Linked DNA regions of Mus musculus: region 2 is linked to region 1. A link is a loop called in an ENCODE intact Hi-C map of the cell type or tissue named here. Cell type or tissue: left cerebral cortex. All regions are shown on one strand. Links, peaks and the distances in the headings refer to the core of each region. The heading gives the core; the rest is flanking DNA.

Region 1 (10,209 bases), core at 1,217-9,216:
TCATACATAGTTATATACATACAGCAAATATAGTTATTCACTTTTGTTGTCTCTAAACCTAAGTTTTTACAGGAAAAAAACAACAAAGAATGAAAGCTGTTAGAGCCTTAGGCTCACTGGGTGTGCCCAGCCCGGGATGCTCACACTTGTACACAGAAGGAGCATCCATCCCCCACGACTGCCACTAATTTTGATCTTGAGACAGTTTTATCAATAGATTGAAGACCAGCATGTTTAGATGAGGATTATTTCCTGATAGGTAAAAAAAAGTCACAGAAAACAGAAATTAAAAGGCTTTTTTTTCCTCCCCCAAATTTGTTCTTAATCCCATTAAAATTGGCCTGAAACCCTCAGTACGTGAAGTATAACGTCTGAGTCACTTTAGAAGAACTGGGAGATGTTAGGTACCTTCTCGTGCTTAGATCCGATGAGCAGGTAAGTAGGGCCCTGGTCTTTGGGGTGGACAATGATGGTGTAGTGAGTGGACAGCAGATAGCACCCCCGGGTCTCATAGTCCTCGTCGGAGTCACAGGACCTGTCCACCTCTTCCACCTTAGCCTCCCAGAGTTTGAGCTGACCTAGAGGGAACTGAAGCGAAGGCCAGTTACTCGAGCGAAGGTGCTGTCTGTCTCTTCCTTTACAAGTTACTGCGGCCCTTTCCTCTTCTCCTTTAAAAGGCATGCTTTGAGAGTCAAATACCTCACTGAAATCTAACATGGCCATGTTGTCACAACATGACAGCAAAAGGCAGAAACCCTAACTGTGATATAAAACCACTGAGTGAATACTGGACATTTAACACTTGAGGCAAAAATAACCAGGATGCACTCTGGTGACGGATTCCTGGCTCAGGATGCAGTTATATTTCAGCCTAAATACTCAGTGGACTGTCTTCCTCACAGATTGGTGAGTGGTTTGGTTTAAGCTAGTCAATCAAGAGGTAAAATGTAGACATAGGCTCCAGATTGTCCACAGAAAGACATAACGAGGCAGTTGGTACAGAGGCTAGCTTAGACCCCCATTGATGACCTGAGTTCTCAGACCATTGATCAAAGTGTGTCACACATCCCTGGGAAAGGCTGTAGCTCTTTCCACTGCAATTTAAGGGTAGGCAAATCTTCCTACAGCTGGTTTTGTTAAAGTTTACTCTTTCTTTTACTAACATAGCATGCCTCCCCTGCTCGCCAGTTAGTAGATCTGTATGTATTTAAACTTCTATGCTAGTTAAGGACATTGCAGGGCATTCTTCAGATTTATAGCTCCTAAAATATTTGGCCAGGTTCAAAAATGTTTGCAGAGATTACTTTTTTTTTTTCTTTTTGGCCGGGAAGGATGCTGAGACAATGCCTTACTATACATGCAGGTACAGCAGTCATCCCCCTGCATCAGCTTTCCAAGTACTGGCTGCAATTCTTTGAAAAAGCCAGTCCTAACCACAAAGACATGTGCGCTCTCTCCTCCGCTTCCGTGGTGCATTCCAAGGCTCTGTGCTTGGCCTCCCTGTCCTGACCACCTACACACGCAGTGGGTGATCTCATCTAAGCTCATGGCTTTAGTCCCAGCCTATGCTAGCTGTTCCCAGATGCCTAACTCCAGTCTGATCTGGACCCGGATGTCTAGCAGCATCTCAAGCTCCCTTCGGCGTCTCCCTCAGCCACCTGCTCCCCCAGCTGTCTCCACTGCCCTCAGTGATGTCATCTTTCCAAAAGTTTAGGCCAAAAACGCTGACAGTACTGCTGACCCTTTTACTTTGCTGACATAAGTTCTCATCTACAAGACCTCCAGAATATATGCTTGTTTCTGATTAGCGCCTCCACCAACCACAGCTGTCTCGGACTGGATTAGTCTACCAGTCTCCTGATTAGAATCTTCCCTGTTCCCTCCAGCCTGTTCCTAAGTTAAAGAGGATGAGACTGTGGCAGCTCTGCTCAAAATCCTCCAGTGTGTCCTGTCTTACTCAGAGTAAAAGTTGGAGGCAGTGGAACATGGCACTCCAGAGACGCCTTAATGAATAAATATTATCTTGTGCTAAATCTACCTGGTGGCTGGTTAATACTAAGGACTACTTAATTAAACATACTGTCTTTCACATGGAATGTATTTGAGTGTTAAAAAATGATTTTTATTTTATACGTATGTGTTTGTCTGTCTATGTTATGTTACATGTCTGTGGTTCCAGCAGAGGCCAGAAGAGATTGGCAGATTCCCTGGAACTGGAGTTACAGGTGACTGCGAGCATCTGTCTCAGTGTGGGTGTTGGGTACCAAACAGGTCCTCTAGAAGAGCATCCAGTCCCTGGCCTCTATCCCCTCAATTTATTCTAAAGATAAATTCACTTACTGAACTGCTCTAAAACTGTGCCCCAATTCCATATCGGAACTTTAATGCCCATTTTTTCTGAACATCAGTCTAGCAGGGAATGCTGAATGTCGCTCTGCACTGGGCCTAACGCTTCAGGCAGCACTGCCATGCAAGCTCTTCCTTGCTCCTCTGGACACATCTTTCTAACAGCTGTGACTGTTAACTCCCACGCCACCGGCAATGAGAGAACAATGGCCTGAATGTTAAATCCAGCTGGTAGACCTGAGAATACAGCCTGAGAAAAGGGACCAGGGAAATAACTGACCCACGTGGTCACTGGACCGAGTCTAGGGTCATTAACTGACCAGCCACAGGCTGCTGACACCGTCATTCTATACGAGCTTGAGGCTCATCGATATTGGCTAAATTCATGTAATTGTGGTAACACCAAGGTGACTGAGTGTCCACAATGACCTGTGACCCTTTTACCTTGGGTAGATGGCCTATCTTTCTACTTTCAGAGTGAGGATTACTCCAGTTCTTGGGTGTGAGGCAGATATTAGTTTAAAAATGAATAGACAGGATATAACACGTAAATGGATGGACTGGTAAGAGGCATCCAGGCATCCAAGACCCTACAGCCGAGCTGCTCAAACCCTGTAGCTTCTTCTAATTGGGCAGAACCCTGGGGAAAGCTGTTAAGGAATGTTAGCAGTAAAACAAGGCTTTGCTCTTCCAGTTCTTAGGAAGTACGTTAGGTACAAGCTACTAAGCCAAAGTTTAAAGCAAAGGCCAAGCAGGTTACTGTGGTAGGGGAGCAGGGTGGAGGGAGGGTATAGGGAACTTTCGGGATAGCATTTGAAATTTGAAATGTATATAAAGAAAATATCTAATAAAAAAAGAAATAAATGTAGATGACACCAAGCTACCAAAAAGTCTACCGTTTCCCCTAGCAACAGAAAAGCCAAAAAGAAAAGCTTTTTAAGCTAGCACATGCAAAATTCCTTCTCTCGTTGGGATATTAGAGTGGGTACATACCTTATCCTCTTGATTGCGGAAATAATACAAGACCTTTCCAACAAGCATGCACCAGACCCTCTTAGAGTAGCCATGCTTCACCTGGAATTACATTGCAATGGATTAAAATGTGGTTCAGAAGTCTGGAAAATTGCAGTATAGTTTACATGTTCTCTGTGAGGCTCCACAAATGCTGGCTCAAGACGGAAGTGGTCATCTGCTTAAACGCTGCCCAAGATTTGCCTGTGACAGTGGCTGATGGCACTGCACAGACTGGAAGCTTTACAGTGTACCATGCAATGATTCCGGAGAGTCTGCTGTGTGTCACATGAAAAGCTGCAGGCTAGAACAGAAGTTCTTAACCTGTGGGATAGAACACCTTATGGGGCGGGGTGTCAAAAGACCCTTCCACAGGGTCTGTATATCAGATATCCTGCATATCAGATATTTATATTCTGATTCATAACAGCAGCAAAGTTACAGTTATGAAGTAGCAATGAAAATAACTTTATGGTTGGGGTCACCCCACCATGAGCAATTATTCTAAAGGGTCGCGTCGTTAGGAAAGTTGGGAACTGCTGGCCTAGGGTCAGGCGCAGATCAGATGAGTACCGTGAGGGTCAGAACCTGGTAGCCTTGACAGCTCTGGACTGTGAGTTCCCATCCGCACTAGTCCTGCTCGGCACAGGTATTCAAGGTCCACCCACACAGACCCCACAACATCCTCCACTCTCCAAGGACATGAAGAGACCCAGTCCTACCAGTGGGCAAGCTTAAGATGAAGCCCCATTATTCCCACTCCACAGACACACAGACACACAAACACACACATACAGAGACACAGATACACAGAGAGACACCCATAGACACACACACACACACACACACACACACACACACACACAAACACAGACACACACACACACACACACACACACACACACACACACAAACACAGACACACACACACACACACACACACAAACACAGACACACACAGACACACACACACACACACACACAGACACACACACAGACAAACACATTCATGCTCCAGTACCCTCAGGCAAGTGACTTACCCTGTCACAACGTAGGATAACCCGGGCTATCGTTTGACCAAAGGAGACAACACATAAAATCAAAATATAATAGTGACTGCAATGAATGTTTCCTTCCTCACTATATAAAGAGTCAAACACATGGCCTCTCTTAAAACCACAAAAACCAGCTAGCCTGCAGCATTCCAAGTTATGGTTTAAATGAATAACTCTGCCTAATGTTTTGATGGATTTAGAATGCTCCTTGAGAAACAGCAACAACCAAATGTTGCATTTGGCACAACACCCCTCAGTTTAATTAAATTTGGAAACATGTATTTACAGAGGAATATCCTGGGCTTTTAAACAGTACGCTGCAGGGCTGTTTCCTCTTTCTTTAAACAGCTCCGAAAGAAGGTTCTTCAAAACTAGAGTCTAATTCATGTACTTGGAAAGGATTTATTTTTAAGACAGAACAATGACTACATCCAGACCAAAAGTGGGGTCCTTTATTAATACTATAAAGCTGTGCTTTACACTGGAGCAAAGTCTGACGACTCAGCTGAGTAATGCCAGCCCTCAGGGGGAGAGGCGGGATTATGGAGTTGGAGGCCAGCCTGGGACACCTAGCTAATACTAGACCAGCCTGAGCTGCACAGAGGGACCCTGTGTCCAAAATAAAGAGAGGGGGGGGAGAGAGAGAGAGAGAAGGAGGGGGGAGTGAGAGAGCGAGCGAGCGAGCGAGAGAGAGAGAGAGAGAGAGAGAGAGAGAGAGAGATTGGAAGCTGTGCTTTACAAATACAAACACAGACCATCTTTATGCAGTCATCTTATACTAGGATTTCTTCAAACTCTGGATCCGAAAGCATTTTAACAAAATATATTATACTAGACAAATCCTTATGGTGATGTATTGGCAGATCAAATAATTTAAAAACTGAATTTTGACCTTTGATAATAAAGGCTTTCCATATCAATGTAGTTAAAATAGATTTTACTCTAATTCTCTGTCCAACACACAAAACTCAAGCTTCCCTGGTCCTCTCATCTTATCCCCATAGTGTCTCCAACAAAAATCCTGTCACCAGCCTGGCTGACTTTAGTATCTACAAGAAACTCCTACGACACAACCTCCCATTCTTGAGTAGTTCTGAAGGGCCAGGTACTGCCTGAGCGCGCTTTACACGATTCAACGAAACCCCTTTCGTGTTTTTAACCCTTGGGGGTTGTCTCTATAACCATCTCCCATTTCACAGTTGCAGATACGGAGGTACAGGTCACACAGGTCGTGCCTAGGCAGTGTGGCTCACCAGCTTTCCCCCCTTGTCTCAGTCCAAGAGTCTCTTCAGCTTTCCATCTCCAGTAAACTCTGTCATTTCTCACACTGCCCACCCAGCCCTTGTCTTCACACCCTACGTCTTTCTTCTCCACGGGGAAAGGATTCTGTAACTTACACCCTGCAGCCGCTGACCGCCACTGCCTCCCACTCCCTGGCCCTCTCATTCACACCATCACTGTTCTTTGACCTTCTTCCCATCCCAGGCCCCCTTCCCCCCATCTGAACGTCTCCAGTGTCTCATTCCTGCCTGGTCTCTCCTCCTTCTCTGCCGACCTGCGATTTGATCATAAGACAATCCCTGCTCCAGGGCCGTGACCCAACTGCACTCATAAGCTCCTAACAAATCCATTCTGCAGACCTCACCTCTGCAGGCCTTTGCCTAGCCCAGGGGAGGGCATGAGAAGGAGAACCCCTGGTGGGCGGGTATCCGGAAACAGTTTTAGCCATGGCTGATGACTGTCGCGACAGATGGTGAGGGGACTGTACAGCCTTTACTTTTGTATGTTTGAAATTTTATAATAAAAACCGCACACTTCACACCACCACCTCGACACGCAGGCAGTAAAGCACGTTAAAAAAAATCAATTCTAGAATCCAGGTGATGGAAATATGGGTGTTTGCTGTAGAAATTCTTCCAAATCTATTTCATATTTAAAATTTACATAAGATGCTCCTGACCCCACACTCTAACATCTCTGCCTCCCACATGTGCACTGACTGGAGACACCAGAGACAAATTACTGACATGAACTGCAACCATTACAGTTCAGTGAGGCCTCAGCCATGCATGTAAAGTCCCACGTGTCTCAGGCTACACCACATTTCTAGTGACCACAGCCAACCCCTTTCCCACTTTTAGCAAAGACTTTTGTCTTAGGGAGACCAAGAAAACCAAGGACATTAGAAGTGACGTCATTCCATGTCCCTCCAATGCAGATGTTCGTCTGCAGCCCTCCTCACATCCTTCCACTGTGCCCTACCCCGACTCTCACCCACTCACTTCTGGATCTGAATCTCCCAGGTCTCCTGGCGTCTTCCTTCAGCCTGTAAATCCAGGCACATGTCTTTCCCATTCTCCTCTGACTCCACGTCCCCCAGCTGGATGCCTTCTGAAGTACTGGAGAGTCTAGACAGTCTATAAACTCGCATGCTACACTGGCCTCCCAGTTCCCCTCCATCCCTCCGCAATGTGCTGTCCTCCCAGAGCATGTCAGGCATGACCCAACTCCTGCCCAAGGGTTCCACCCCTCGGTTTTCTTGATCTCTTGGACTTTTCACCCGTGCCCCTACATGCCTTCCGTTTTATAGCGTTCCATTCTCCATTCCCTACGCTCAATACCTACAGTATGTCCTTTTTGGGTGCTTTCTCTTATCTTCATTGCTAACAGTCACTTAAATAATGCCAAGTCCTCAAGCCCTCCTGTCTCGCCAGCTTTCTCCTCCTGAACACACAGTGCTATGCCGTTCACCAGGAGGTTACAGGATAACTGTGTGAGGTAATGTCTCCAGAAATTGAGCTCAGGTTGCCGGCTGGATTGAGCCACCTTGCTAGCCTGTGCTGCTCCTTGGGTTAGGTGTCCTTCTGGGACCCAAAGCATCAGTATGTCCCCAATCCGCCTGCCCATCTCCTGAACGTTGCTCCTTCCTCACGAGCGTTCTTACCTAGTCCCACCCTTCATCTGGATACTTATAAAATCCTGTCCACTTCCTAACCCCAGTCCAGGCTGCTCTTACTGATGGCCACCACTTAAATTCGACTTCCTGTTTTGTTTCCCATAATAGTTTAGAGCCTCATGTGTACGAGAGCCGTGGCTTCAGCTATTCTTAGGCTCTATCATGCCTCCCACAAATTCATCTTCCTCAGTGAGCAAGCTGTTAACAGCATCCATGTGTCCATGTCCCCCCGGAGGACTCTGATTTTAAAGAAACTTTTGAAGGACAAGATCCAGAATTAAATCAGTCAAGTTCTTCATAAATGTCTTCACAATATGCATAGTATTAGTAATATTTAATTGTTATGTTTTATTCTTAGTAAAAATATTATCAGGTGCCAAAGTGGCATCTCTCTCTCTCTCTCTCTCTCTCTCTCTCTCATACCTCTATTCTGCGCACACAGAGGTGGATGGATCTCTGTGAGTTTAAGGCCAGCCAGTCTACATAGTGAGTTACAGGCCCCCCCAGGGCCACATAGTGAGACCCTGCCTGACAAAAACAATCCTAAGCATCAGGAGAGAAATCTTCGCATCCTGCCCACAAGCACAAATGGCTGAGTTATTTAACTCCATTGTTTAAGCTCATTTAAAACGCAGGCATGGGCTGGAGAGGTGACTTACTGAGTAAAGGTGTTTGCTGCACTTGTCTGACCCTGATGAAGGACTCCTCGAACCCATGTAAACCCCAGTGCTAGGGGTGCAGACACAGGAACACCCCAAAGCCTGCTAAGCCAGCCAGTCTAAGCTCCTGTCAGCTCCAGGCTCAGTAAGAGAAACAAACAAAGCTAGGTGGACAGCACTTGAAGACACTTGACCTGAACTTCTAACTTATACATACACGCAGCTCACACACATACACATATTCACGCATACACCGCACTCTCACACGCACACATTCACATGCACACACTTACATATACATAGACATAGTCATAAACATAGACATAGACACACACACACATAGACATAGACACACACACACATTCACCATACACACACACACACACACACACATTCACCATACACACACACACACACACACACACACACACACCCCTAGCACGTGTCCCTGTTGAATACACTGGTGAATTCTTACTTTTGGTGCTGAGTGTGTTACCCATGTTATCATTAGATACAAGTGACAGAGTAGTAGATATACAGTTTTCACCTCTTAACATAACAGGACTCAAGCACATCACTATGAATGTTTTACTATGCATTCTCAAAAGTGACCAACAGGATGTTTTAAACATTTGAATGAATATGGACTCCATCCTTTGTAAGTCCCTATAGTCTCCTGCAAATGAAAACTTCTGAAGACAGATTCTTCCAACAGAGAGGACTCAGATGGAATGTTTAAAAATGCTTTATACATGCTTAAAATCACATCTATCATCTATCTATCTATCTATCTATCTATCCATCCATCCCAATGGATAAGCACAAGCTACACTACATGTGTGGAGTCAGAGGACAGTGTGTGAGAACTGTCCTCTTCATACCAGAGACTACATCCGAGGCGTGGCCTGGGTGCCTTTATCTGCTGAGCTAGCATCTCACCAACCCCCAAATGGATGTGTTTTTAAAATATTTGATATTTGGGCTGGGGGAGGCATGCTCAGAAGGTGAAGTGCATACTATTAAATATCAGGACCTGAGTTTATTCCAGCACCCAGAGAAAAAGCCAGGCACTGTGGTGTGTGCTTTTAATCCCCTTGTGTGGAAGAGGATTGATCCCTCAGGACTCTGACCAGCTAGCCTTGTTGATAAACCTTTGTCTCACAGAACAAGCTCAGGGCTGGTGGGTGCTTAACACCATGTCTAGTGGTCTGCACTTAACCTCAGAACCCTCAGGTTAAAGATGAGAACCATCTCCCACATGTAAGTACTTAGTGCAATAGGAGTATGTCATGATGTATTGTGAAGTCTCTCATGCACAAATTCTCTCTCTCTCTCTCTCTCTCTCTCTCTCTCTCTCTCTCTCTCTCTCACTCACTCACACACACACATTCAGACCTTCAGGCTTGGCAGAAAGCACTTTGAGCTATCTTACCCCCAAACAGAATATTAGATATAGATTTACTATCTGAGCTTCACCATTCATGATGCATCGCACTCACCAAAGCAGCAGCCTAGGATGCTGCCGAGGACAAGGGTCCTACCTTGGTGAGCAAGCCCTTTACTGCGGGTTTGCCCTCAGGCTGCAGGCAAAGAGGGTTCGCAGCTTGTACTCGCAGAACGCTCTGTAACACTTTGATCCATTCTTCCAGTATATTGGGAGAATCCGCCGTCAGATAGTATGTGTGCTTCTCTGTGGCCAGCTGGAAGGGGATACAGAGAGGCAGTCATGATGACTTAGTCCTGTCCAGTCAAGCATCGCTACTGACAGGGAAGTGCACATGGTTCACCTAGTGTCTGGTTTCAAGGAAATGGAGAATCCTTTAGCCACTGTCTGAGAATGTCGGCCACTGAGTCCTTCTCACGTGGGTCTGACACACTTCATACTGTTAAATCTAGGGTTGTGGTTTTATATCTGTAATTGTCACATGTTCTTTCTCTCCCCTCTGTGTGACAAGCTCTAGGCTGTTGAACAGGAAGGTTAAAGGTGACGGTGAACTCACGCACAGTTAACAGTGCAAGAGGGGATGTTCATGGAGAGAAGTGACGCAACGAACCATAAACAAATGAGAAGAATTCTACACCAACTCCTGCGGCTGCACGTGACCCTTTTCCACGAACTCACAGCATTCCAGTCTCAAATTAACTGTGTTGCCAATTTCCCCCAAAATTTCAGGGCTTTCCA
Region 2 (10,209 bases), core at 1,010-9,009, 69 kb after region 1:
ACTTAGGAGTGAGCTCAACAAAGCAAGGGCAAGATTGGTACTTTGAAAACTACATGTCATCAAGAGAAAATATCAGTCTAAAGAAATGAAGACATGGAGCGTGGATGGATTGCAATCTGTGCAGTTGACAGGACTCAAATGGTTGAGTAATGCAGTAACTGAATATTCCAACTGATTTGGTGTGGGGGAGATTGGTAAACTATCCTAAAATTCACCTTAGGGACCAAAACAAGCTTGAAGGGCTTAAAGAGTCACTTATTCAAACTTCAAAACTAGATACAAAGCGCTACAGTACCCAAGATAGTTAAATGAAGAGAGACATTAGTGAATAAGGTTGAGTCCAGAAATACAACCTTGTGATTACAATCAATTTCTTTCTGAAAAGGGACCAAGACCACTGAACAGGAAAGAGGATATGAAGTGGTGCAACTAGCTAGCCAGATGCAGAAGAACGAATGTGGTCCCCTTCCCTCATCCCAGATACACACATTAGCATTAAATGTATCAAAGGCTTAAATGTAACCCACCGCTCTAAGAAATCGCAAAATAGATACATGGAACCTCATCAAAAATTTAGGAATTATGGGCCTTTAAGGACACAATGAAGAACTTGCAAAAATAGCCTACAGACCGACAGAAAAAGATTTGAAAATCAGGTATGTGAGAAGAGATGTGCCCAGAATATGGAAACGATTCAAACAACTTAATCAGCAACACAAACAACCTTCCAGATTGAGCGGCACACACCTTTAAACGCAGCACTAAGGAAGTAGAAGCAGGCAGATCTCTATAAGTTCAAGGCCAGCCTGGTCTACACAGTGAGTTCCAGGACAGACAGAGTTACATAGCAAGACCCCATCTCAAACACAAAACAAAAGAGGACAATCTTATTCTAATTTTTATTACTATTACTTTATACATCTGTGACTGCACTTGCCCCTCCCTTCCTCTCCTCCCAGCCTGCCCCCCCCAACTTGTCCTCTGCCCCTCCCCCTACAAACCCACTCCTCTTCCATCTCTTTTCAGAAAAGGGCAGGCTACCAACCAAACTCGACATATCAAGTTGTAGTAAGACCAGGCACCTCCACTCTTATTCAGGCTGGATGAGGCAACCCAGTATGAGAAAAAAAAAGGTGGGGGTCCCAAAAGCAGGTAAAAGAGTCAGAGACAAAAAGTAGGCCGGGGCCCAGCAAACACAGAAGTGGATGCTCACAGTCAGCTAATGGATGGATCATAGGGCTCCCAATGGAGGAGCTAGAGAAAGTAGCCAAGGAGCTAAAGGGATCTGCAACCCTATAGGTGGAACAACATTATGAGCTAACCAGTACCCCGGAGCTCTTGACTCTAGCTGCATATATATCAAAAGATGGCCTAGTCGGCCATCACTGGAAAGAGAGGCCCATTGGACTTGCAAACTTTATATGCCCCAGTACAGGGGAATACCAGGGCCAAAAAGGGGGAGTGGGTGGGCAGGGGAGTGGGGGTGGGTGGATATGGGGGACTTTTGGTATAGCATTGGAAATGTAAATGAGTTAAATACCTAATAAAAAATGGAAAAAAAAAAAAAAAAAAAAAGTAGGCAAAATCAGGGGCTTGCTTGGCCAAGTGCTTGCCATGCAAGGATGAAACCTGATTCAAACCTCAACCGAGCAAATTCCTCCCTGAGTAGGCAAGCTGTAGGATACTTTCTAGACTGATGATTGACGTAGGTGGGCTCAGGCCGTGGGGGTGGGGCAAGGCCACCCCTGGCGGTCACTAGCTGTGTAAGAAGCCAGGCTGAGCTAGCTATGAGGACAAAAAACAGTAAGCAGAATTCCTCATTGGCCTCTACTTCAGTCCTGTCTGAAGGTTCCTGCACTGACTCCCCTCAGAGACGGAGTGTATGATCTATACATTGCCAGCTTTATAAATAAATAAATAAATGAATGAATGAATGAATGAATGAATGAATAAATAAATAAATAAATAAATAAATAAATAAATAAATAAATATAAATAAAGGCCCTTTCCTCCCCAAGTTGCTTTTGGCCACAGTGTTTTATCACAGCAATAGAAACCTTAACTAAGGCAGAAATTGGACCAGAACATGTACTATTGCTATAATCAACCTGACCATATTTTTTTAATTTATTCTTCTTTCATATATGACATCCCAATTGCAGTTTCCTCTCCCTCCACCACTTCTTCTCCCAGTCCTTCTTCCACCTTCCCAGATCTGCTCCTCTCCTCCTCTCCTCCTCCTCCCCCTCCCCCCTCCCCTCCTCCTCCTCCTCCTCCTCCTCCTCCGTTTCCCTTCAGAAAAGAGCAGGCCTACCAGAGACATCAATGGAACATGCCATAAACAGGATGCAATAAGACTAGGCACACACGCCCATATAAAGGCTGGACAAGGCAACCCAGTAGAAGAAAAAAGGTCTGTGGAGCAGCTGAAAGAGACAGAGACACCCTCCCACTCCCACTGTTAGGAGTCCTGCAAGAAGACCAAGCTACACAACTGTTAACATATATGTCGGGGACCTAGCTCAGATGCAAGCAGGCTCCCTGCTTGTTGGTTCAATGTCTGTGAGTCCCTAAAAGCCCTGCTTAGTTGATTATGTGGGCTGGGTTCTTGTGGTGTCTTTGACCCCTCTGCCTCCTACAAACCTTCTGACCCCTCTTCTGTGGGGTTCTCTGAGTTTGGCCTAATGGTTCTCTACATCTGCTCCCAAGCTATGCTTTTGTTATTATTGTTTTGTTTTGTTTTTGTTTTGATTTGTTTTTTTTAAGGAGGGTTGTGCAAAGAGTTTGGAAAAGCCATTGAGCGCTCAGAGCTCAGCAAGCTGTTCTTGGGAGCCTGAGAGATGACAATGTTGCAAGTGATAAAGACACTGGAGGCCTGGCTTGTGAAGTTCCAGAAGGAAGTTTGAGAGTACAGTAGGCATAACGTTATTGTGCACCATGTAAAAATTATCCTTGCATTTTTCAAATGCTGATTTCTGGACCCCCCATATCTGATTGCAGTCCTTATTCTAAGTATCTCTGGCCTCAACGTTGTGTAGGCATTGCTCCTCATCTGTTCTCTGATTGGTCAATGAAAAGGATGATCAGTCAATGACTGAGCAGGGGAGAGAATAGGGTTGGACTTCTTCCCAGCATGGGGAAGAGGGAAGGAAAGAGAGAAAGTGGGGATTCCACAAGGGGAGAGTCAAGGAGACACCATGAGAAAACATGAAGAGCCCAGATCGCCAGATCGGTGCTAAAATGCAAGCATCACTGGGATTCTGACTAGGAAGTATCCAGATTAGCTGAGAGGATTAAAATAGAGTGATATTGCCTGGCTGGTGTGCCCTTAAAGCTTGTTAAAGAAATAGAATAGTGCAGTCTCAATTATTTGGGAGCTAGCTGGGCTAAGGAGGAAAACCGCAACAAAAAATTACAAGTTGCCACTAACAGAGTACCTTAAAAACTTTATTGGGATCATTCGATACTTTGGTTTAAGAATCTGGACAGCTGGGGTTGAAGAATCAGCCTGATAGAAGGGACCAGAGCCCCTGAAGTAAGACCTTTGCTTTACCTGGGCAATCAATGCTGGTTAGCTAGAGCTGAGATTTTACCAGCGATTTAGAGACCAGCAATACTGAGGTAAATTTTACTGGGAATATGTCCTCAGAGTCAGCGCACAGAAGCTGTGGTCCAGAGAAAGCCAAGGCTGCATCTCATGCTGGCGGACAAACTTGGTAATGTATAGAGTCACCCAGATGGTTTTGAAGGCATGAAGGTGTCAGGGTGAACAGCTGAGCCTTGTGCAGTAGAAGCACAAGGACTGAAGTGTTCTTGGGGACAAGTTGGGTGAGGTCTGGCACGACGCGGTTGCTGCAGCAGGATCTTGGAGAGAGCGGTACTAAGGGGTAACCACCAAGGAACAGCAGCAGCTATGGGGTGAACTGGCCCGAGACGGGCTTCGTGTGGTGTGCTACTTATAACTACAGTTTTGCTACTGTTATGAATCATAACATACATGTGTTTTCTGATTGTTTTAAGTGACCTCTGAGAAAGGGTTATTCTACTCCAAAAAGGTCTCGACCCACAGGTTGAGAAGCACTGGACTAGAGTTTCTTAGTGGGCAGGAAGACACTATTCTCTAACTGGATAGTGATAACTGCGCAAATATGCCCCAATCCCCTGTCAAAGGGTCGATTTTATGATTTGTGAATTATATCCCAATTAAAAAGAATATATACAAACAAAAATGGATATATACTAAGAACACATTTACAGATTTAACCATTTATTATTAGTTGTTATCCCTGCCAGGAATCTCACCAATAACTCAAATAATAGAGAAGTAACTGTTAACCCCAACTACGAAAAGTACAGTACATATCTCTTACACTTTGCCAGGTAGAGATACCTAGGTAACAATACAAGAAAATTCAAAGTTAACTACATCTATTTGTCTTTAGTTGTTGTAATTATACATTTTTATGATGAAGTAGAAAAGCTTAAAGATGACCAAACATGCATCTGACATCTTTGGTGCCCAACAACCAGGTCATAATAAAAAGAAATTCAAGACTTCAGTTTGGTTTTGTGATAGCTCAAGGTCCAGACAAGAGGCGTCCTGGGTCCCTCTGTAATTCTGTATCTAGGTAGAAGGCAGCTGTAACCCAGCAGAGCTCCACCTTGGCTGGCTAAGAATGGGAATTCTCAACACTTTCAACGTCCCTAGTGACAGGACTGTATGGCTTCCACTTCTAAAAATGTCCTCTCTAAGTTTTGAACTCTAAGGGGATCTACCTTCTCTGCAGGGGGCAGACAAAAACTGAGGTTTTCCAAAGACTTCCAGTGACTTCGGAAATATTTACTGGCACAAAATAAACTGTTTATAGTTGTGGAGTGAACGCTCTTTTCTCTGAATCTCTGACTTCCTGTTTCTTTTCCAGCTCCTAAAAGGGGGTGGGAGAGGTTTGAAAAGACTAAAGTCCTGGGAAGGGAGGAAGGGAGAGAGGGAAAGAGCGAGGGAGGGAAGAAGGAAAGTTACTACCTAGACTCACACTGATGGAATTTAGATAATCCCCTAAAGCCTATATATTCTTTAGAACAGTTGGGTTGTAGGTTATGTCCTGCCTACCCCCAATGCAGAAAAGATGTCTTTAACTAGGCTGAAGCATGCTTGTTCAAAGAACCTTAGCACCTAGCCCTACTTGGGGCATGCCTGCCCTTCAGCGGCACTGCCCAGAACAGCCTTCTCCTCCACACTCCTCCTGGACACACACACACAGCCTATGAGGTCCAGGCTTGCAAAGACTGGAACTTTCACAAAGAAGCCAGTGACCCTCAGGTAGCCGGGCTAGAGGAGAGTTTTTGCAAGGCAGGGTGCCTCAACTCCTCCGGGGACAGATTCGTTTCGGGGTATGTCACCTTAGGGCGCTCTGGCGTCGGGCGGTCGGGCAAGCAGAGGTGTTAAAAATGAAAAGCTGGAGAACTGTGGTCCCGGGGTCCCCTCAAAGCACGGCTCATCAGAAGCGCAGGCCGAACTGTTGCATCGCCGATGGGACCCAAGGCGCGCGGGGACGCGGGGCTGCCCCGCAGCTCCCCTACCCGACGACCCCCAGCGGTACCACAAGCCAGGGGCCCTGCTTTTCTAACAGAACGTCACAGGAGCCCGAGGAACGTAGAGCCGTCCCCAGCCAGCTCCTGCGGGCGACCCGGGACCCGGCCGAGCCAGGGCGCGAGGCGTCCTGCGCTGCATCCCTGTCCCACTCCGCCGACCCCGCCGACCCCTTCCTCGCCGGCAACCCAGGACGCCCTGGTTCCCGGGGTAAGGAACCCGGGAGGCTCGGTCCCCGAGGACGCTGGACCCCGCGCTCTGCCCACCTGCCTACCTCTGCGGCGGCGCCTGATGTTCCGGCTCGCCAGTCACCCGGCTCCGCCGGCTTCCCCGGCTCTCAGCCCGCGCCGACCGCACTCGGAGCTCCGAGCGGCCGGGACAGCGCCGCCTCCTGCGGGATTGGCGGCCGGAGTAGCTAATCGGAAGACGCAGCCGACCACCTGGCGTCACTGGAGGAGGTGTTTATAACTCTAGCTCCTCCCGGTGCCCCTCGGAGTAAAGAGCCCTGACCCAAGAGGTATTCCCACTGCCTTCCCCACACCTAGATTTTAAGGCCTGATGAAGCACTTAGTCACCTCTTTTCCATTCCTTTTGCCTCGATTGGACCTATGGACCATCCTGTTGCATTGTCTCTAGGCGTGAACTCTCTCCTCTGGCCAGTCTGTCTTTCTACATTAACTAGTGTAAGTGTGCACTTTGCCAAGGCCTTTATTGTCTTCCAGGTTGGGTTTAAATGGCCAAGAACGGATTCCGTGTGTAGCCTGAAAAACCTCCCTCGTAGTTGTGCAAGTTTAGTTTTTACAGCTGCTGCTCACACCTCGGGTGACTGTGGTCTGAGGTCTGAGGAATCCAGCTGGGAGCATTGACATGCTGTTTCCTTCCCACCTTTAAAAGTTCTATCTCTCCTCTCAGCCCAGTGAGTCTCCAGACTGCCCCACATAGTGGAAACCTCTGCTCCCGTTTTTTGCCCTCAGAACGTCCGGTTTTTTGCCTCTCTTGGAGTGAGTGCACACGTTTGCCTGACCTACTATTGCCACTGTAGGCCAGCAAGCATTTCAAAGGGAGGAGCTGTTATGTTCTTTTGCAAATCGCACAAAAGCATATTGCGTGAGCACATGAATGATAAATCTGGTTGGATTTCACATCCCAAGCAGGGGCCTAAAGAGGCCAGTCTTGGGAGTTGTTAAGGGACCAGAGAGAGGGGAGAGGGAGGAGAGGGGAGGGAAGGGGAGGGAAGGGGAGGGGAGTGGGAGGAGAGGGACAAATTCTGGATGTTAGAGGTAATCCTTCCCCAGGTCATCAAACTAGGTCAGACAAATTGCTCTCTTTGATACACAGTTCACTAATAGAAGGCATCAGAAGGCTTTTCCCACTTCAGTCTTTTTACAAAAGAAAAAGCCAACCTTATATATATATATAAAAAATACTAAAGTGATAAATTTTGCAAAGTTCCTTAGAGGGAAAGCCCTAAGTGAAAACAAATAAGGCCAGCAAGCAAGCACCAGGCGTCCATGTTTCTTCCAGATGAGCACTAATTTTGGACTGGATCCCAGACAACCCCCACACATCAAATTCTTTCTGCCTTCTGTGGGAGCTGATGATGCATAGCATATGAAAAATTGTCTCCAAACAGCCTTGGCAAACAAGCAGGCTGGACTGGGCTCATTTTACAGAGCATGCGGGAGTTAAATCAACAGTTAAAGTAACTTGCATAATTTAGCACAGCAAGTCAGCAGAGACCCAACAAGAGAAAGACGGAGGATGCCAAAATAGAATCACTTCCGTTTGTGAGTCAGAAACACTAAATAGACTAGTGAGCTGAGTGAATACGTTCAGTCATAAAAAGCAGCTTTCTCAACATGACTGCCATCTTTGTAAGGCTCAGCCAATATTTACTTACAGTCACCTTTTTCTAGAAACATGACAAACTGAATTTGGCTATGATTTTTTTTAAAGGTGCAGTAGCTTCCTTTTTCTGGCCGTAGAAAACAAAACCAAAGCAAACAACCAAAAACCCCAAGCTCCACATGATAGGATGGAATAGTATTCAGAGCTAAAAAGAGGTGGAAGCTGGGCGGCCCGGACCTAAAAGGATCAAGCTCATTGTCAGCTACATAGTGAACCTGAGGTTCGAGAGACTGAAAGACAGACAGGGTGAGACTGAAAGACAGACAGGGTGAGACTGAAAGACAGACAGGGTGATGAGGGAGAGAAATCAAGCTACGGGTTGAATAAGCCTTGGAAAATACACTAAATGAAAAGAGCTAATCACAAAATTGGAAATATTGTATGATTCCGTAAATATGGGATGCTCAGAGAAGTGGATTCATCATTACCCTGGGCTGAGAAAGATGCAGGTGTTCGTCTAGGGCAGTAGTTCTCAACCTGTGGGTTGCAACCTCTTCGAGGGTTAAACAACCCTTCACAGGGGTCATCTAAAACTATTGGAAAACACAGATGTTTACATTGTGATTCACAACAGTAGCAACATTGTAGTTATGAAGTAGCAACTAGAATACTTTATGGTTGGGGTCAGCACATGGGAGCTGTGTTAAAGGCTCACAGCATCAGGAAGGTTGAGAACCACTGGTATGTGGGGGATGAAGTGCTTTGAAGGGTGAGTAATCAAAGTGTCTCTGGAAAGTTCCATACCTGTACATCTCTGACTACACTAAAAGCCATGACCATGTATAACTCAAATGGGTGAGTTGTGTGTTTTATGATAAAACTCAAAGGTATTTTTAGGGGCAGGAGAGATGGCTTAGAGGTCAAGTGCCTGCCACACAGCAGGAGTGGGTCCTCATCAGGCATGTACAAGCTGGGTAGAGTGGTCCCCAGTTATGGGGATGCTGAGCCAGACTCCTGGAGCTCAGTGGGCGCCCAGCCAAGTCAGTGAGCTCCAAGTTCAGTGTACGGCTCCGTCTGTCTCGAAAGATAAAGTGGAAGGCAAGCAAGGAGGGTACCTGATGACCTCTGACCTCTGGCCTCTGTGCAGTCATGTGTATTTTCAAACACATGTATTTTCAAATGCACCCACAGGCATGGCTTTCTCATTTTTTTGTTTTCTATATTAAGTGGAAGAAGATAGAAATTCCCTGATCAGCCCTCTTAACTGTCCATGGCTGTGTGTGCCTTAGTCACTTATTTGCCTCGGTAGCTACAGTCTGGTTTCTGTAGCAAAGTCATACTGGCTTCCTCTTTCACATGATGATAAGAGATGTGAGAGCAGAAACACTGGTTCTTGTCTTAGTGAATGCCCCGCTTGTAGCACAGTGCCTGGCACTCAGCAAGGACACCATAAATATTTATTAGATGATAGACAAAGGCAGAGAGGGATGCATTTCATTGGCTACTTGTGAGATCCCAGGCTCCGTGTTATAAGGAATACAAAGGGGAACAAAATCCATCAGCTGGATCCTCTGTGTTCCTAGAGTTCCATCCTAGGAAGAAAGATGAATGTTCATTAAACACATACACTCACTAGGCACTGTGAGGGAAATGCCCGTGATATCACACAGCTCAGTGATGCACAGGAGATATTTCATGCTCAGAAGTCAAGACGCCTTTCTTGACCTCTTCTTCTTCTTCTTTTTAAATTTATTTATTTATTTATTTATTTATTTATTTATTTTGAGATGAGGTCTGAGAAAATTAACCAGGAACAATCAAGGGATGATAGGAAGCGCATTGTGGATAGGGAGAACAGCAGGTACCAGGCTTTGTGGTTAAGAGGAGACTAATATACCAGAGGGACTGAATAAAGGACACGGACATGGCACCAGGAGCACTTGAGATGGGGAGAATAGCAGAGAGGGCTGGAAGGAAAGTGAGTCCGCGCCCATCAGAGGCTGTGAAGAAAGGGCTTCTCACACTGTAACCAGATTCGAGTTAGAACTCGGAGTCAGGATTCATGGTCTGGTGTGGGGACTAAGAAGCCCAAGGGATGCACATTGTATGGGTACCCCTTAACTATGTTATAGCTATCAAACATGGGAATGTCGTAACTACGTTATAGCGATGGGACAGCTCTCACACGATGGGCTACATCCCATATGGGTTCGTATAACTAAATGTGGAAATTGAGATAAATTGGTAACAGTGAAAGATTTCTGGAAGTGCAGTTGTCACAACTTCAGTCAAGATCAAAAGCAGGGTGCTTCTGGGTGGCACTTTCCAGCCCCACTGCAGCTTTGGCTCAGAACCCAGGTTTGCGCTTTTCACTGCATGTGCCCCTTTGCCGTGCAGCACCAGTGAAAGCTGCCTCAAACCCCTCGTCTCAGAGTCCAGAATACTGTGTGTTATGAGCCATCCTAAAACTAAAAGAAGCGTCTGAATAAAAAGGGGCCAGGACAACAACCAACGTGTCCTCCCAGTGGAATGGTGGTCAAGGAAGACAGCTTGCTTGGTGTTAAGTCTTACTCCATTTTGGACTTCGGTGATAAAATATCTGACTGTGCGGCATGTAAATGTTTCTGATGTTACTAAAGACAGGAGATTAGATTATTGCCGTTGCATCAAACATGGCAGATGACATCATGGTGGGAATGTGTGGCCGAGGGCGAAGTTCCACAAGACAGAAAGCACTAGAGCAGGGAAATAATGTCAGAGTCTAAAAAACG

The links. Peaks named below come from ENCODE experiments on the same cell type or tissue, not always from the same donor. Only the 100,000 strongest peaks of a DNase experiment are listed, where the experiment ranks them.
Region 2: it touches region 1 in a loop (2.5-fold over the local background); 3 of 42 quality-filtered maps call a loop at or near these places.

Annotation. Positions count from the first base shown.
Region 1 is chr17:84,576,676-84,586,884 of GRCm38, reverse strand. It overlaps Plekhh2 (pleckstrin homology domain containing, family H (with MyTH4 domain) member 2), which reads right to left. Exons shown (of 30, transcript NM_177606.4): 15 at 9,569-9,727; 16 at 3,340-3,420; 17 at 409-588. Among named protein-coding and RNA genes, the nearest start is that of 4930500A05Rik, 29 kb to the right of the region's middle. In left cerebral cortex, for the core only: no CTCF peak of the experiment used is centred there; DNase peaks (open chromatin) are centred at 1,563, 4,666 and 6,199.
Region 2 is chr17:84,507,620-84,517,828 of GRCm38, reverse strand. It overlaps Plekhh2 (pleckstrin homology domain containing, family H (with MyTH4 domain) member 2), which reads right to left and starts at 5,934. Exons shown (of 30, transcript NM_177606.4): 1 at 5,865-5,934. In left cerebral cortex, for the core only: a CTCF peak has its summit at 5,985; DNase peaks (open chromatin) are centred at 5,990, 6,356 and 7,274; H3K4me3 peaks cover 1,488 bases; H3K27ac peaks cover 1,219 bases.